Linked DNA regions of Homo sapiens: all the other regions are linked to region 2. Evidence: chromatin contacts called from ENCODE Hi-C or POLR2A ChIA-PET data. All regions are on one chromosome and are shown on one strand. Each heading gives the region's core, a stretch centred on a gene start or an enhancer-like site at or near the end of the contact. The rest is flanking DNA. Distances are from core to core; before and after follow the strand shown. Region 1 holds the start of TTLL1 (TTL family tubulin polyglutamylase complex subunit L1). Region 2 holds the start of RRP7A (ribosomal RNA processing 7 homolog A). Region 3 holds the start of TTLL12 (tubulin tyrosine ligase like 12).

Region 1 (4,558 bases), core at 2,025-4,524, 570 kb after region 2:
GTTGCTTCCTCCTAAAACAGAAAACGGAAGTGGGGTTAAGGGTACTGAGTAACGTGTTATTATCTCTCCTGGTTCACGTGAATTGATGCATCTGAATCTTACGTCACTTTCTAAACTGAGCATCATAAAAACCTAACCAGGAAAAACAGAGTGACATATTGACCTTTTATGTTGAATGCAGCTCACAATTGGAGTTGGGGCTGTCACCACCTGAAGTGTGTCAACCACAGAAAGCCATCCTGAAACCAGAGAGCTGCTGGTTATTTTCAGAAGACAACCTGGGTCTCGCTCCTGGGGCAACTGGGTAGGATCGTCATGAGCTCAAAGAGAAGGTTTCCCATGAACACCCTGGATATCAGGGCCACTGGTGGTCTAACTTCTCATCCACCCACACAGCCCTGACAGCCACTCAGTGCCAGGCCTGTAACAGACAGACATTAAACTGAGAGCCCAGATGGGGGCGAGGAGCACAGGAGACACATTTAACAAGCTGTAAGGCCTGCCTGCAGCAAAGGGCTTCAACAACACATCACAGTTCAACTGTGGCCGGGGAAGGAAGGGATGGTTAATTTGATCCAGCAGCAAATCAGGTCAGCTCCACTCCAGAAGATTCCAAATCCATCCTCCACTCCCATAATGTCCCCTCTCTCCTGGGCAACTGCAGCAGGCCCCACTCTGTCCCCTGCTACTCTTCTCACTCCACTACAACCCATTTCCCACCCAGCAGCGGACCAATGTGTGACACACACAACACTAACCATGTCACCCTGCTCACTACCCCACAGTAGCTTCATACTGCATTCAGAATGAAGCTAGTGGTCCTCCATGGCCTACGAGGCCAGCCCTGCAGATCTGGACCATCACCTCTTAGGCCTTGTCTCTCACCAACCCTCTTTAGCCCCTGGCCTTCTTTCAGCTCCTGACACCCCACAGGCTGCATTTTGTCTTAAGCCTTTGCTCGTCCTCCAGATCTGTCCCTTCTCAAAAGTCAACTGCTCAGAGTGGCTTTCCCCAACCACTCAATCTCAATCCTCCTGACTCCACCACATTGTCACTTTATTTTCTCCATGGCACTTGGGTTGTAAGCAATCATTTAGTCCAGTGCTACTCAAAGCATGGCCCACATGTGAGCAGCACCTGGAGCTTGTTAGAAATACAGATTCTTTGGGAGGCCAAGACAGGTGGATCACCTGAGGTCGGGAGTTCGAGACCAGCCTGGCTAACATGGTGAAACCCCGTCTCTACTAAAAATACAAAATTAGCTGCGCGTGGTGGTGCACATCTGTAATCCCAGCTACTCAGAAGGCTGATGCACGAGAATCACTTGAACCTGGGAGGTGGAGGTTGCAGTGAGCTGGCATCACGCCACTGCACTCCAGCCCGGGCAACAGAGTGAGACTCCATCTCAAAAAAAAAAAAAAAAAGAAATACAGATTCTTAGCAGGGCACGGTGGCTCACGCCTGTAATCCCAACACTTTGGGAGGCCAAGGTGGGTAGATCACCTGAGGTCAGGAATTCAAAACCAGCCTGGCCAACATGGTGAAACCCTATCTCTACTAAAAATACAAATATCAGCCGGGCGTGGTGGTGGGCGCCTGTAATCCAAGCTATCTGGGAGGCTGAGGTGGGAGGATTGCTTGAACCCGGGAGGCAGAGGTTGCAGTGAGCCAAGATCGCACCACTGCACACTCCAGCCTGGGTGACAGAGTGAGACGGTCTCAAAAAAAAAAAAAAAAAACCAAGAATATGGCCAGGCACAGTGGCTCACGCTTGTAATCCCAGCACTTTGGGAGGCCGAGGTGGGCGGATCACCTGAGGTCAGGAGCTCGAGACCAGCCTGGCCAACATGGCGAAACCCCATCTCTACTAAAATTTAAAAAATTAGCGGGGCATGGTGGCGCGTGCCTGTAATCACAGCTACATGGGAGGCTGAGGCAGGAGAATCGCTTGAACCCAGGAGGCAGAGGTTGCAGTGAGCCGAGAGCGACCGCACTCCAGCCTGGGCAACAAAGCAAGACTCCGTCTAAAAATAAATAAATAAATAAATAAAGTAATAACAATGTCAGTGATGACTTCATGTTGAGCAGGGCATTCGTTCACAGCGGTATTGTCACTGTCCATCTCCACGCCCGCACTGGGTGACAGTACCATGCTCCACAGTGACTGCTTACCAGTGTCTGTAATTTGAGGGCAGAGAAGGGCCCATCTTTTTTTTTTTTTTTTTTTTTTTTTTTTTTGAGACAGAATCTCGCTCTGTCGCCCAGGCTGGAGTGCAGTGGCGCAATCTCGGCTCACTGCAAGCTCCGCCTCCCGGGTTCACGCCATTCTCCTGCCTCAGCCTCCCGAGTAGCTGGGACTACAGGCCCCCGCCACCATGCCCGGCTAATTTTTTTTTTTTTGTATTTTTAGTATAGACGGGGTTTCACCGTGTTAGCCAGGATGGTCTCGATCTCCTGACCTCGTGATCCTCCCGCCTCGGCCTCCCAAAGTGCTGGGATTACAGGCGTGAGCCACCGTGCCCGGCCGGGGCCCATCTTTTTGTACCGCCACAACCCGGCACCATAATGTGCTCATCAAACGTTTCCTGAGCAAAGAACCTGCTTTGCAAATGCCAAAAGGGCTAACAATGATAAGATACTTTCACTTCCAGAATTAATCTCCTCTAATGCCCCAGCTACTCTATGGAAAAGGATGACTACCCCGCCCTGCCCTCTTAGCTGATAGGGAATCAGAGAGGGGAAATGTCTTGGTCCAGTCATCTAGAGGGAAGACACAAGGCTCTTGTCTCCTGCCCTGAGTTCTCTCCACAGGTACATTGCGCCCTGCAAAAGATGCCAACAGAAACAACACAGATTGCAAACGAATGGGAAACGTGTAGGAACAATGAAAGTCTGGGATAACAAATAATAAACATAATGATGCAATTGCAACAGTCGGACAGCACGAGGTAAGTCATAGGAACTCAGCGGACGGAGAAAGGCACGGTGGTTAGCGCGGGCTTCCTGGAGGACGCGGATCCGGCAAGCAGCATCTGAACCGCATTTTCGCAGCCGCGTAGACACTGGCGCCCACACTCTCTCACCCATGCGCACTCGCCAGCCCGCGCGCAGCCACACCCTCGGTGCCCGGGAGGCGGCGGCCTGGGGGACAGGACCTCACCTGTGGGCTCAGAGCGCCGAGGGACTCGGAGGAGCGCCCTGCAGGGATGCCTCGAGCCGCGCCCTCGCCCCGCCTCCAGCCCCTCTCCGGCGCTCGCAGGAGTACGCAGCCGACTGCCAGGCGCACCGGCCCGCCCCGCCCCGCGCTGCACTCTACTTCCAGGGCGGCGCCCTGGCAACCCAGGACGCGACCGCCGGCGCTGCGACTATTTCCGGAGTCAGACTTGCCTGGGGCTCCTTTGGGCTCCATACCTCGGGCGGCCGCTATGCCCAGGGCTTGGATCCTAGGAAATGCCAGGCCGTCCACCCTCTCGGGGCCCAGAAAGGAGATTGAGAAGGGTCTGGAGCACGGGATTAAGTCTAAAAAGAAAGGTAGAGCGGTGTGATGATTAGGTCCGAATCCTGGGTTCGGTCTCAATCCGCTGTTTAGCCTCTCCTACCCCTTCTACCTCGGCTTCCTTATCTGAAGAAATGGTGATGTTGCGCCACTGCACTCCAGCCTGGGCGATAGAGCGAGACTCCATCTCAAATAATAATAATAATAATAACATAAAAATAAAATAATTTTTTTTAAAAAGTGTTTATCTGGGCCAGACTCGGTGGCTCACGCCTGTAATCCCAGCACTTTGGGAGGCAGAGGCGGGTGGGTCGCGAGGTCAGGAGATCGAGACCATCCTGGCTAGGCTGAGGCAAGAGAATCGCTTGAACCCGGGAGACAGAGGTTGCAGTGAGCCAAGATCGTGCCACTGCACTCAAGCCTGGGCGACAGAACAAGACTCCGCCTCAAAAAAAAAAAAAAAAGACGTTTATTATTCTCGTTATAGACCTGTGTTACCTCGAATTCTCTATACAATTATTCATTTTTAATTTCATCAATTTAAAGAGTTATGCAAACTTGTGCAACTTGTAAGTGACAGAGTCTGGCTTTGAACCCAGGACACCTGACCATTCATGCTGCTGCCTCTCAGGAGGGGTGGTGGTGTGCTTTCTTAGTGATGATTGGAGCTTTGCTAACATCACTTCCTATAATCTCCCACACAACCGCCTCCCAGGCCCAGAGCACATTCAGCGCATCATCATTTACTTTTGGCACCATCTAGTGGAACCAACACTTATCTGGAGTCCAAATTGCCAATTCATACCCTTCAGCTGCTGTCTGGTTGTGAGGCCTTGAGAAGTCCCAAGGCTTCCGACTACAGTGTTCTCACCTTAAACCCAGGAGATGAGTGAAGGCTTGCAAGACGTGGTTAGGGCCTGGCATAGTAAAGTGTTCAATAAACATTGTAGCCTTCCAGCATGTTGCCTCATGCCTGCAATCCCTGTACTTTGGGAGGCCAAGATGGGAGGATCACTTGAGGTCAGGAGTTCCAGACCAGCCTGGCCAATATAGCAAGACCCC
Region 2 (4,749 bases), core at 1-2,500:
GGTACACCAGGGCCTCACACATGCTGGCCTCTCTACCTGGCGTGTCACCCTCTTCCCTCCCGCTCACCTCAGGTTTAGCTCAAACCTCGCTTCCTCAGGAGAGCCTTAGCATCACCTCCGCCCCTCCTGCCAGCTCAGATCCCACTGCCTGTGCCTTCACAGCTTCTCTTAACAGTCTGGAGGCTATATTGATGAGATTCTTTGGTTAATCGCTGGCACACCCATGACTGTAATCCTCATAAAGCTAGGAACTGCTTCTATTTTTCTCACACCTCCGTCACAGTACCGGTTGGCGTAGAGCTGCGGTCCCTGAACTCAGGAAGCTCAGTTGCAATAACGGAGAAGACAATTAACAAGCATACAGCAAACTTGTATCAATTGTGAAAGAAACATTACAGGGTGATGGGGTGGCAGAGGTCTTCTTTCCATAGGCCATCACGGATGGCCTCTTTGAGGAAGCAACATTAAAGCTCAGGCCAGAACGCCACTGTGCAACAAACCGGCACAGCACGTGCAAAAACCCAGAGGGGGGAAAAAGCATGTTCCCTCAGAGGAACAGAAAGAGCTTTAGGTCGGCACCAGCCAGACCACGTGGCCCACACAGGTTAAGAAGTCTGGTTTTTGTTTTAGAAGCTACCTGATAAAGCCACTGGAGGGAATGCAGTAGGTGTGGCGCCTATCGTGGGCGCGGCAGACATGATCGAATCTAAATGTCCTTAAAAGAACATTCTGGCACGTGGGTGGAGAACAGAAGCAGGGGCAAGAGGAGAAGGAGGGCAACCGAGTAGGAGGGCCTATAACAGCCCAGGTAAGAGCTGATGGGGGATGGACTAGGAGCAGAGGCGATGAGAAGGGGATGGGCTCACCTGGACGAGCGGGTGTGGACGGAAATGGGTTTGTCCTGGGTGAGAGTGTGGACAGAGGCGGGCTCACCCAAGGGAAGCGTGGACCAAGTTGGGCTCGCCCCGGGAGAGTGAGCAGGCAGAAGGGCGCCGCCTGGGTCCTCGGGACCCCGGAGCCTCAAGACCTGCGGAGCCTGGGGCCACGGGCCACCGGGGCTCACACCCAACCGTGCGGCCGCTCCTGGGGACCCCCGGCCGTCGCCAACCCCCAAACACCTCCCGGCGATGCCTGACCGCCCCCGGTCTCGCGTCCCGGAGCCCCTCACCTGCGTAGCCCAGTGGGCTGGGGATACGGTCCTCCGGGTCCCGCGCGGCGCACTTCCTCCTGCGCGCCACCATCTTGCCACCCGGGAGCGCGGGGGCCGCCGGGAGTTGCGGTTCGGCGCCGGCGCGAGCGCGTTTTCGTGGCGCCTGCCCCGCCCCCTCACTCCAAGCCCGCCTCCCCGGCCCCGCCCGCCATGGCCCAACCTTCATCCGCTCAGAGATAAATCAGCGCGCGAAAGTGGGAGCGAATGTCAGAGTTGACCCCGGCCAGTCACGAGTGCGAACTCAGCTTTCCACTCATGCATTCACACGTTGAATAGGCAGTGTGAGAGAAATCCAGGATGGCTGCTAGGTTTTCAGTCTGAGCAACTAAGAGGATGGTGTTGCCATTGACTGAGATGGGAAGACTGCAGGAGAGGGGCCTGCTTGGGGGTGAAAATGGAGTAGATCAGTTCTCTGTGAGCCGTGGTGAGATGCCCATTAGGCCACTCAGGGGACATGTCAGGTGGGCACTTAGATATGAGACTGAACAGACTGAACATCAGAGATGTCAGGCCTGGAGCAATACACACGGGACTGGCCATGGATAGGTTATTGACAGTTACGAGAGGAGCCGGGTGCGGTGATTCATGCCTGTAATCCCAGCAATTTGGGAGGCCGAGGGGGGCGGATCACTTGAGGTCAGGAGTTCCAGACCAGCCTGGCCAACATGGTGAAACCCCGTGTCTACTAGGTACAAAAAGTAGCCGGGCGTGGTAGTGCATGCCTGTAATTCCAGCTACTCGGGAGGCTGAGGCAGGAGAATCGCTTGAACCCAGGAGGCGGAGATTGCAGTTAGCCAAGATCGCCCCACTGCAATCCAGCCTGGGCAACAGAGCGAGACTCTGTCTCAAAAAAAAAAGAAAGAGAAAAAAAAAGAAAGTTATGAGAGGGTGTGATCGCCAAGGGAGCAAGTGTAGATAGGGGAGAAATGAAGTCCAAGGACTCCACTTTTCTGGACTCCAAAGGGCCTCTCAGACTGTGTACCCGCCAGCCCTTGATGTATCTACTATTTCTCTTTTCCCAGTGTACAGTTGCTTCTTGGAAATGCTGTCGGCCCCTTTGGGGAAAGATTAGGAGCCTACTACTGCAAATATTTGTGGTCTGGAGGGGACCCAGCCTCCCTTTCAGTCAGTGACCTCTGGTTCTGAGGCCTAGCTTAGGCCTGGAAACTGGATGAGGGGTTGGGATTTTCCATCAGCAGCTGCCATTACTGTCCTGTTCGCTCGTTTTTTGTTTTTGATCTTTCTTTGCTTAGCGCAGTCAAGCAGTGTTGGGGCTTCCGTGGCCCCTGGGAATACCGTGGTCTACTAGCATTCACCAGAGACTCCTGTGCGCCCAGGATCCCTGGCAGCCACTCTGGCCTTGCTCCTGTTCTGACAGTCACATCAACCGAACCTCTGCTCTCTGGAATCCTATCTCCTGCTGACCTTTCCGAGCCCGGCTCCAGTCCTATTTGCCCTCTTCTACCCTGGCCTCAGAGGACGGCCATGCCGATTGCCCATTGATGCCTAGACCCCCCACTAGTCAAAGCAGTCTCTGGTGAACCCTCCAGAAATACGGTCATCTGGCTTCTCAGATGTTGCATAATAAATCTGTGCCTGCACATCCCCCTCCCCGAGGCCTTTGGCTCCTTCTCAGTGCCCTGCCACCATCGTTCTGTTATCTCCCTCTCATGTATTGCTTCCACGCTTCAAGGAGCCATCTCGATGGATATCAGGACTGGCCACACAACATCACTTTTTTTTTTTTTTTTTTGAGATGGAGTCTCGCTGTGTCGCCAGGCTGGAGTGCAGTGGCGCGATCTCCGCTCACTGCAACCTCCGCCTCCTGGGTTCAAGCAATTCTCCTGCATCAGCCTCCTGAGTAGCTGGGATTACAGGTGTGCACCACCATGACCAGCTAAATTTCTTATTTTTGATAGACACAGAGCTTCGCCATATTGGCCAGGATAGTCTCGATCTCTTGGCCTTGTGATCCGCCCACCTCGGCTTCCCAAAGTGCTGGGATTACAGGCATAAGCCTTTTTTTTTTTTTTTTTTTTTTTTTTTTGAGACGGAGTCTCACTCTGCTGACACCCAGGCTGGAGTGCAGTGCTGCCATCTCAGCTTACTGCAACCTCCACCTCCCGGGTTCAAGCAATTCTCCTGCCTCAGCCTCCCAAGTAGCTGGGATTACAGGCATGTGCCACCACACCCAGCTACTTTTTTGTATTTTTAGTAGAGACAGGGTTTACCATGTTGGCCAGGCTGGTCTTGATCTCCTGACCTCAGATGATCTGCCCACCTCGGCCTCCCAAAGTGCTGAGATTACAGGTGTGAGCCACTGCACCCAGCCTAGAATTCAAGACTCTTGAGCCCATCTATCCAGACGTTCCCTGCCCTAGGTGACAGTGTCCGCTCCTTCACTTCTGTGCTCCTTGACTGGAGCACAGCACTTAGCACAGCCGTTCATCTGCCCTGATTCAAACTCCACAGTTCTCATCAGGTTCTAGGCCTTTATCAGCACAATGTGACCTGTCTTTAAACACGTCTCTGGAAGCCCCTCCTGATTTTCACCTTGGGCTATAAGTTGATAAATGGCTGTCCTGAGGCCTGTTGTTTTCTTCCTTCAGCCCACTGATGCCACTCGATCAATTAACTCCACTTTCTTTATAATTACCACTGCCCATGTATTTCATGGGTCAGGAATTTGGGCAATGCTCTGCTAGGAGATTTTGTTTCTCCCTGTGGCACTGACTGAGGGCATTTGATGGTATTCAGCTGGCATATGGGCTGCACTAAAGGTTCCAAGTCACTTCACTCACATCGCAGCATCTCAGCAGATGAGTCCGGCATCTCAGCAGGGATGGCTGGTGATAGAGTTTGAGTATTTGTCTCCGCCCAAATCGCATGTTAAATTGTAATCCCCAGTGCTAGAGGTGGGGCCTGGTGGGAAGTGTTTGGATCATGGGGGCCTCATGGCTTGGCGCCGTCTTTGCGTCTTTGCGATCGCGAGTTCTCGCGAGATCTGTTTGTTTAAAAATGGGTGGCTGCTTCACCCCCCACTTTGTTGGTCAGGCTTTCACCATGTGAAGTGACCCCTCACACTTCGCCTTCCACCATGAGTCAAAGCTCCCTGAGGCCTCCCCAGAAGCAGATGCAGCCATGCTTCCCGTACAGCCTGCAGAACCAATTCAACGTCTTGGCTTTATAAATTCCCCAGTCTCAGGTATTTCTTCATAGCAGTGCAAGAATGGCCGAATATGGCTGGGCTCAAGTGGGACTTGTCAACTAGAGCACCCACCCATGGATTTCCTAGCATGTGGTCTCAGTAGTCAACTTTTTTTTTTTTTCCTGCTTGCTGGGAGGAGGAGGAGGGAGAAGCGACGGGCTTCATTAGGAACGGTGAGTTTGCGACTCTGCCGCTAAGTGGCAGCTCCAGCTCACCCCCCCAGCTCCCTCCCACAGGCCACGGCTGGGCATGGAGAACTGGTGACTTCAGAGGCCCGGAGAGAAAAGACGGGGGAGAGCGAGGGGCCGCCGTGCCTGAGGTCTGGGGGTGA
Region 3 (4,792 bases), core at 350-2,849, 670 kb after region 2:
GAAAAACACTGGCTGCCCCTTAGTAGGGCAACAGCAGGCAAGGCGGCCTGGGCAGGGGACGTGGCACGGTGGCGACCACCCTCTGTGTGCCAGGCATATTTCTCATGCCACCTCCCATCCTTCCAATACTGTGGGAGCCAGATGGTGTCTCACCATCCCCTTCCCAGATGGAGAACAGGTCTCAGACGGGCGAGTGACCGCCCGAGGGAGGGCGTGCTGCCGTGGAGGCTGGCTGGGCAGGAGCTGGTCATTCCCACTGTGCTCCTTCCACGCAGCCCATGGGAACCTTTTTGTCCTCATGAACAAACCAAGGTCCCTTCCACCCAGCACAGGCCTGGGACCAGAGTGGTCCTCGGAAAGCATATGGCAGAAGTGAGGGGCAGAGGAAACTCTCTGTTACACTGTAGCATAAGGAGGTGCCACTCACTGCACGTTTCCAGCAGGAAGGTTCCTAGTCCAATCAGGATTACACAGAGAAAAACTGGCTCAGAGACCGTAGAGTCTGGCCAGCAGCCAGGCTCAGGGACTCCTAGTTCCCGGCCCGGGTCCCTGTTCTTGGCTCTGGGGTTTCCACTTCATCACCTGCGCCACTAGGCTCATCTCCGTCCGGGAGACAGCACCTGGAGGAGATGTCGGGTCCCAGCTAAAGAAAACACCCCCCCCCCCGCCAGCCCGGGAAGGTGCTGTGGCCTCAGCCTCTGGGCACGCAATAAAAATCCAGGGCTCATCCCCAGCCAGGACAGTGGGGAACGCTTTGGAGTGGAGGAGGCAGGTGAGCCGGATGGGCCGTCCTCACAAAAAGGGAGAGAACCTAGAGGCTTCTCAATCTTTTCCATTTTTCTTTAGATTTCTCCTCCACCTCTCACAGCCTGTTTTCTTTAACCTGCAAGATGAGGGGACCCCGAGGCTCAAATCAAATGAAAAAACACCGAATTCTGTGAACCCAACAGTTACAGCTACACAAATTCACGGGGTTCCCGTTGTCCCTGTGAGGCAGCGGCTGAAAGAATCCCTCTGAAGGGACTCTCGGAGCCGCAGTGTTCTCATCTGTGAAGTGGGGGTGATGAGTTTCACTCCTCGCAGGGCTGTGTCAGGCTCGGGTGTGTGGAGGACCTAAAGTTCCCAACGCAGCCCTCAGCCGGTCTCGGGCCCGGGCAGATCAGGGCCGCAGGTACCCCGGTCTCCTGCTGTCACTCTTCGGCCCCCAACTCCACGCCGCTCCAGAGCTGCCCAGGACGCGCTCTGGGTGGCTCACCGCGGCTCCCGCCGCCCGGGAGCGCTCTTCCCTGTCCCGCGCCGCGGGCTCCCGCCGCGCTCCCACCCCGGCCGCCGCACGTGCCCGCCGCCCTTCCCCGCACCTCGTGCTCCAGCTTGTGCAGGAGGCGGCCCCAGTAACGTTCGGGGACCCCCGAAGCGCGCAGCGCCGGGCCGTGCAGCGCCGCGAACTCGGCCAAGGCCTGCGCGCCCTCCTCCGGCGTCTGGCCCGGGCTGCTACGCTCCGCAGGCCGGCGCTCGGGACCCCGCTCGGCCTCCATGGCGCCAGCACCCGCGCCGACTCCAGCGCCGCCACCGCCGCCGCCGCCCGCCGTCCGTCGGCCCTGCCCTCCCGCCTCCGCCCCCTGCCCCGCCCCGCCCTCCTCCCAGCGCCCCCCCCCCCGCCCCGCCCTCCTCCCAGCCCCCCCCCGCCCCGCCCTCCTCCCAGCCCCCCCCCGCCCCGCCCTCCTCCCAGCCCCCCCCGCCTCCGCCCCCCGCCCCGCCCGCCTCCCAGCACCCCCGCCCCGTCCTCCTCCCAGCCCCCCGCCCACCGCCCCGTCCTCCCCCCAGCCCCCCGCCCCTGCCGCGCCCCCTGCCCCCGCCCCCTGCCCCCCTCCCCACCGCCCCGTCCTCCTCCCGGCCCCCCCGACCCCTCCCCTGCCCCGCCCTCTTCTCGCCCCCTCACCCCGTCCCGCCCCGCCCCCAGTCCGCCTCCAGCCCGGTTTGCCGCGGCCCCCGGGCAGGCCCTGCGCATCGGCGGGGTGCGTGCGAGAGCGCGCGAGCTTGCCAGGAGGGGGCGCGCGTCTGCGACCGCGCCTGTGGTTTGGCTGCCGCCGTGTGCGCACGCGCACCTGATGGTGGCTGAGCTTTTCTCGCTCAGCGCGCGGCGACCCCGGGGAATGCCGGGAGGGCGGGGTGCCTACGTATAGGGCGCTGTCAGGACCGGAAAAGGCCCCACCGACGGCCCGGAAGGTGTCCTGGGGCCCGAACCCGGTGAGGCGGCGCTTCTGTGCCTGCACCGGGCACACAGAGCTCGCAGGCCCCCTGCCTTGGGAGCTCTCGATTCTTGTGAGCGTTTCACCAGATTTGGATGCTGCAAAATCGTGGCCCTTCTCAATTACTTATATTTGGATTCGGAATGTCAGTTGATCCAATTAAGACCAAGTGTACCCGTCAGAGGAATTTACTCCTACATGTCGGGATGTTTCGAAGTGCAGTTGAGCTGGGCGTGGTGGCCGCGTCTGTAGTCCCAGTTACTCGGGAGGCTGAGGCGGGAGGATAGCTTGAGCCCAAGAATTCAAGTCCAGCCTCGGCAACATAGCCAGACTCCCTCTTTAAAAGAAAACAGTTCAGTTATAGAATTTCAAAAGACATTCTCTTTTGAACTCTCATTGAGTTTTATTGCTCCATAGGGATACATTTCAATGTCTTCCTTTTTGCAATTTTGTAAGAATTGTAATTTGCTAAAAAACAAAGGCTGAAAATTTTTTGGAGCTTCAGATGCTATTTTGATAACATTTTTGAACTGAGTTTGAATAAAATGCACCAATTCACGGACTTGTTCAATTCCATTGTAGGAAGCAGGTGGGTCTGCAAAGGCAAAAATTTCCAAACTCAAGTTGGTGAGGGCTGCAGAGAAAAACATTTTATTTATTTATTTATTTTGGGATGGAGTTTTGCTCTTGTTGCCCAGGCTGGAGTGCAATGGTGCAGTCTCGGTTCACTGCAACCTCTGCCTCCCGGGTTCAAGTGATTCTCCTGCCTCAGCCTCCCAAGTAGCTGGGGCTACAGGTGTGTGCCACCACGCCTGGCTAATTTTTTGTATTCAGTAGAGACAGGGTTTCACCATGGCCAGAGGAAAACCCTGATTCCTCGGTTTTTGTTGTGGAAGCCAAGGCTGAGATTGTACCATTGCACTCCAACCTGGTCAACATAGCGAGACTCCATCTCAAAATAAATAATATAGTAAAACAGCATCACAATGCTAGGATGGGGCATGCTGGCTCACACCTGTAATTCCAGCACTTTGGGAGGCCAAGACAGGAGGATCACTTGAAATAAGGAGTTTGAGACCAGGCTGGGCAACAAAGCAAGACCTCGACCCTACAAAAAGAAATTTTTAATTAGCCAGGTATAGTGGTACACACCTAGTGCACCTCCCGCTTCCACAACCCTTCCATCGGTCCCGCTGGGGAAGACAGACTGAGTCTCAGTTGTGTCAGGTACTGGTCAGATTATGTGAACATTCCTGACCCAGCCCCTTTGACCAGGAGAATGTGAGGCTCTGACAGGGCAGTCCTCTTTCACATGCTCCTCCCCAAATGTAAACCCAGTTGTATCAGATCCCTACTTGGAACCCTTTGTGGTTCAACTCTTCACCTGAGCTCCAAGGCTCTGTGTGAGCTGGCACTGCCAACTTTTCCAGCCTCTTTTCATTACACTCTTCCCCTCACACTGTGAGTCCCTGTATCTCTGGTTGTCTTCAGCTCCTGGAAAGCATTGTGCTCTGTTTTCTGCCAGAAAGCCTTTCTCCCCATGCTCACTTTGTAAATCCTGACTCATTCTTCTCAGCTGAAATGTTGTCTTCTAAAGAGGCACTGAAGAATGTGTATTTAATCAACATAAAATTACTGCTCTGCTCCCATTACTGCCACCAACCCCCTCCCCCTCCAGACAATTGAAAAAAAGGAGAGAGAGAAACAGGGAAAAAAAAAAGAGTTTAAAAGTCCCTTCCATAGCCGGGCACAGTGGCTCATGCCTGTAATCCTAGCACTTTGGGAGGCCAAGGCGGGTGGATCACCTGAGATCAGGAGTTCGAAACCAGGTTGACCAACATGGTGAAACCCCATCTCTACTAAAAATACAAAATTTAGCCGAGCATGGTGGTGGGCACCTACAATCCCAGCTACTCAGGAGGCTGAGGCAGGAGAATTGCTTGAACCCAGGGGTGGGGGTATGGAGGTTGCAGTGAGCCAAGATCGCATCAACTCACTCCAGCCTGGGGGAAACTCCGTCTAAAAATAAAAAAGGCCCTTCCATCCTGAAAATCCAAGCCCAGGTTGACCTTTGGTCCCTGATAGCTTTTTGTTCTGAGAGCTTTGCCAAGGGTACTCATACAAAATGGGTTTTTCATACAACATGGAGCCTAAACCCAATACAATGACTTTGTGAAAGTTGATCATAAGAATTGGGTCACCAGGCGTGGTTGCTCACCCCTGTAATCTCAGCACTTTGGGAGGCCGAGGTGGGTAGATCACTAGGTCAGGAGTTCAAGACCAGCCTGGCCAAGATGGTGAAACCCCCGTCTCTGCTAAAACTACAAAAATTAGCCTTGGTGCGGTGCCTGTAACCCCAGCTACTTGGAAGGCTGAGGCAGGAGAATTGCTTGATCCCTGGTGGCAGAGGTTTCAGTGAGCCGAGATCGTACCACTGCACTCCAGCCTGGGCCACAGAGTGAGACTCCAACTCACAAAAAAAAAAAAAAAAAAAAAAAATTGGGTCATTCTTGTCATAATTAAAACAGAGTTGAGAAGCCAAG

What was found. Hi-C counts contacts between places; a loop is a spot of excess contacts on that map. ChIA-PET counts read pairs that join two places held with the same protein, here RNA polymerase II (POLR2A). Pooled maps may share reads with other maps.
Region 1: a loop to region 2 is called in a pooled map, with 17 times the contacts of the local background. The contact joins the promoter of TTLL1 here to the promoter of RRP7A in region 2. A Hi-C loop is called at or near these places in 5 of 50 pooled maps. POLR2A ChIA-PET finds 5 or more read pairs at or near these places in 2 of 52 experiments (H1 and HEK293T).
Region 3: a pooled map shows a loop between it and region 2 (8-fold over the local background). The contact joins the promoter of TTLL12 here to the promoter of RRP7A in region 2. A Hi-C loop is called at or near these places in 2 of 37 single-sample maps with no recorded cell type and 4 of 50 pooled maps. POLR2A ChIA-PET finds 5 or more read pairs at or near these places in 1 of 52 experiments (A673).

Annotation. Positions count from the first base shown.
Region 1 is chr22:43,086,117-43,090,674 of GRCh38, forward strand. It overlaps TTLL1 (TTL family tubulin polyglutamylase complex subunit L1), which reads right to left and starts at 3,275. Exons shown (of 11, transcript NM_012263.5): 1 at 3,161-3,275. RefSeq lists silencers at 3,043-3,382, 3,147-3,441, 4,190-4,249 and an enhancer at 3,147-3,441.
Region 2 is chr22:42,518,546-42,523,294 of GRCh38, forward strand. RRP7A (ribosomal RNA processing 7 homolog A) reads right to left here and starts at 1,251. Exons shown (of 7, transcript NM_015703.5): 1 at 1,169-1,251. The coding sequence starts at 1,241. It overlaps LOC124900479 (a long non-coding RNA gene), which reads left to right. Exons shown (of 3, transcript XR_007068117.1): 1 at 1-808. RefSeq lists silencers at 1,003-1,132, 1,143-1,312, 1,333-1,392 and enhancers at 1,573-1,632, 2,158-2,452.
Region 3 is chr22:43,185,535-43,190,326 of GRCh38, forward strand. TTLL12 (tubulin tyrosine ligase like 12) reads right to left here and starts at 1,600. Exons shown (of 14, transcript NM_015140.4): 1 at 1,359-1,600. The coding sequence starts at 1,535. RefSeq lists enhancers at 251-755, 696-775, 786-845 and silencers at 1,226-1,445, 1,486-1,645, 1,894-2,013.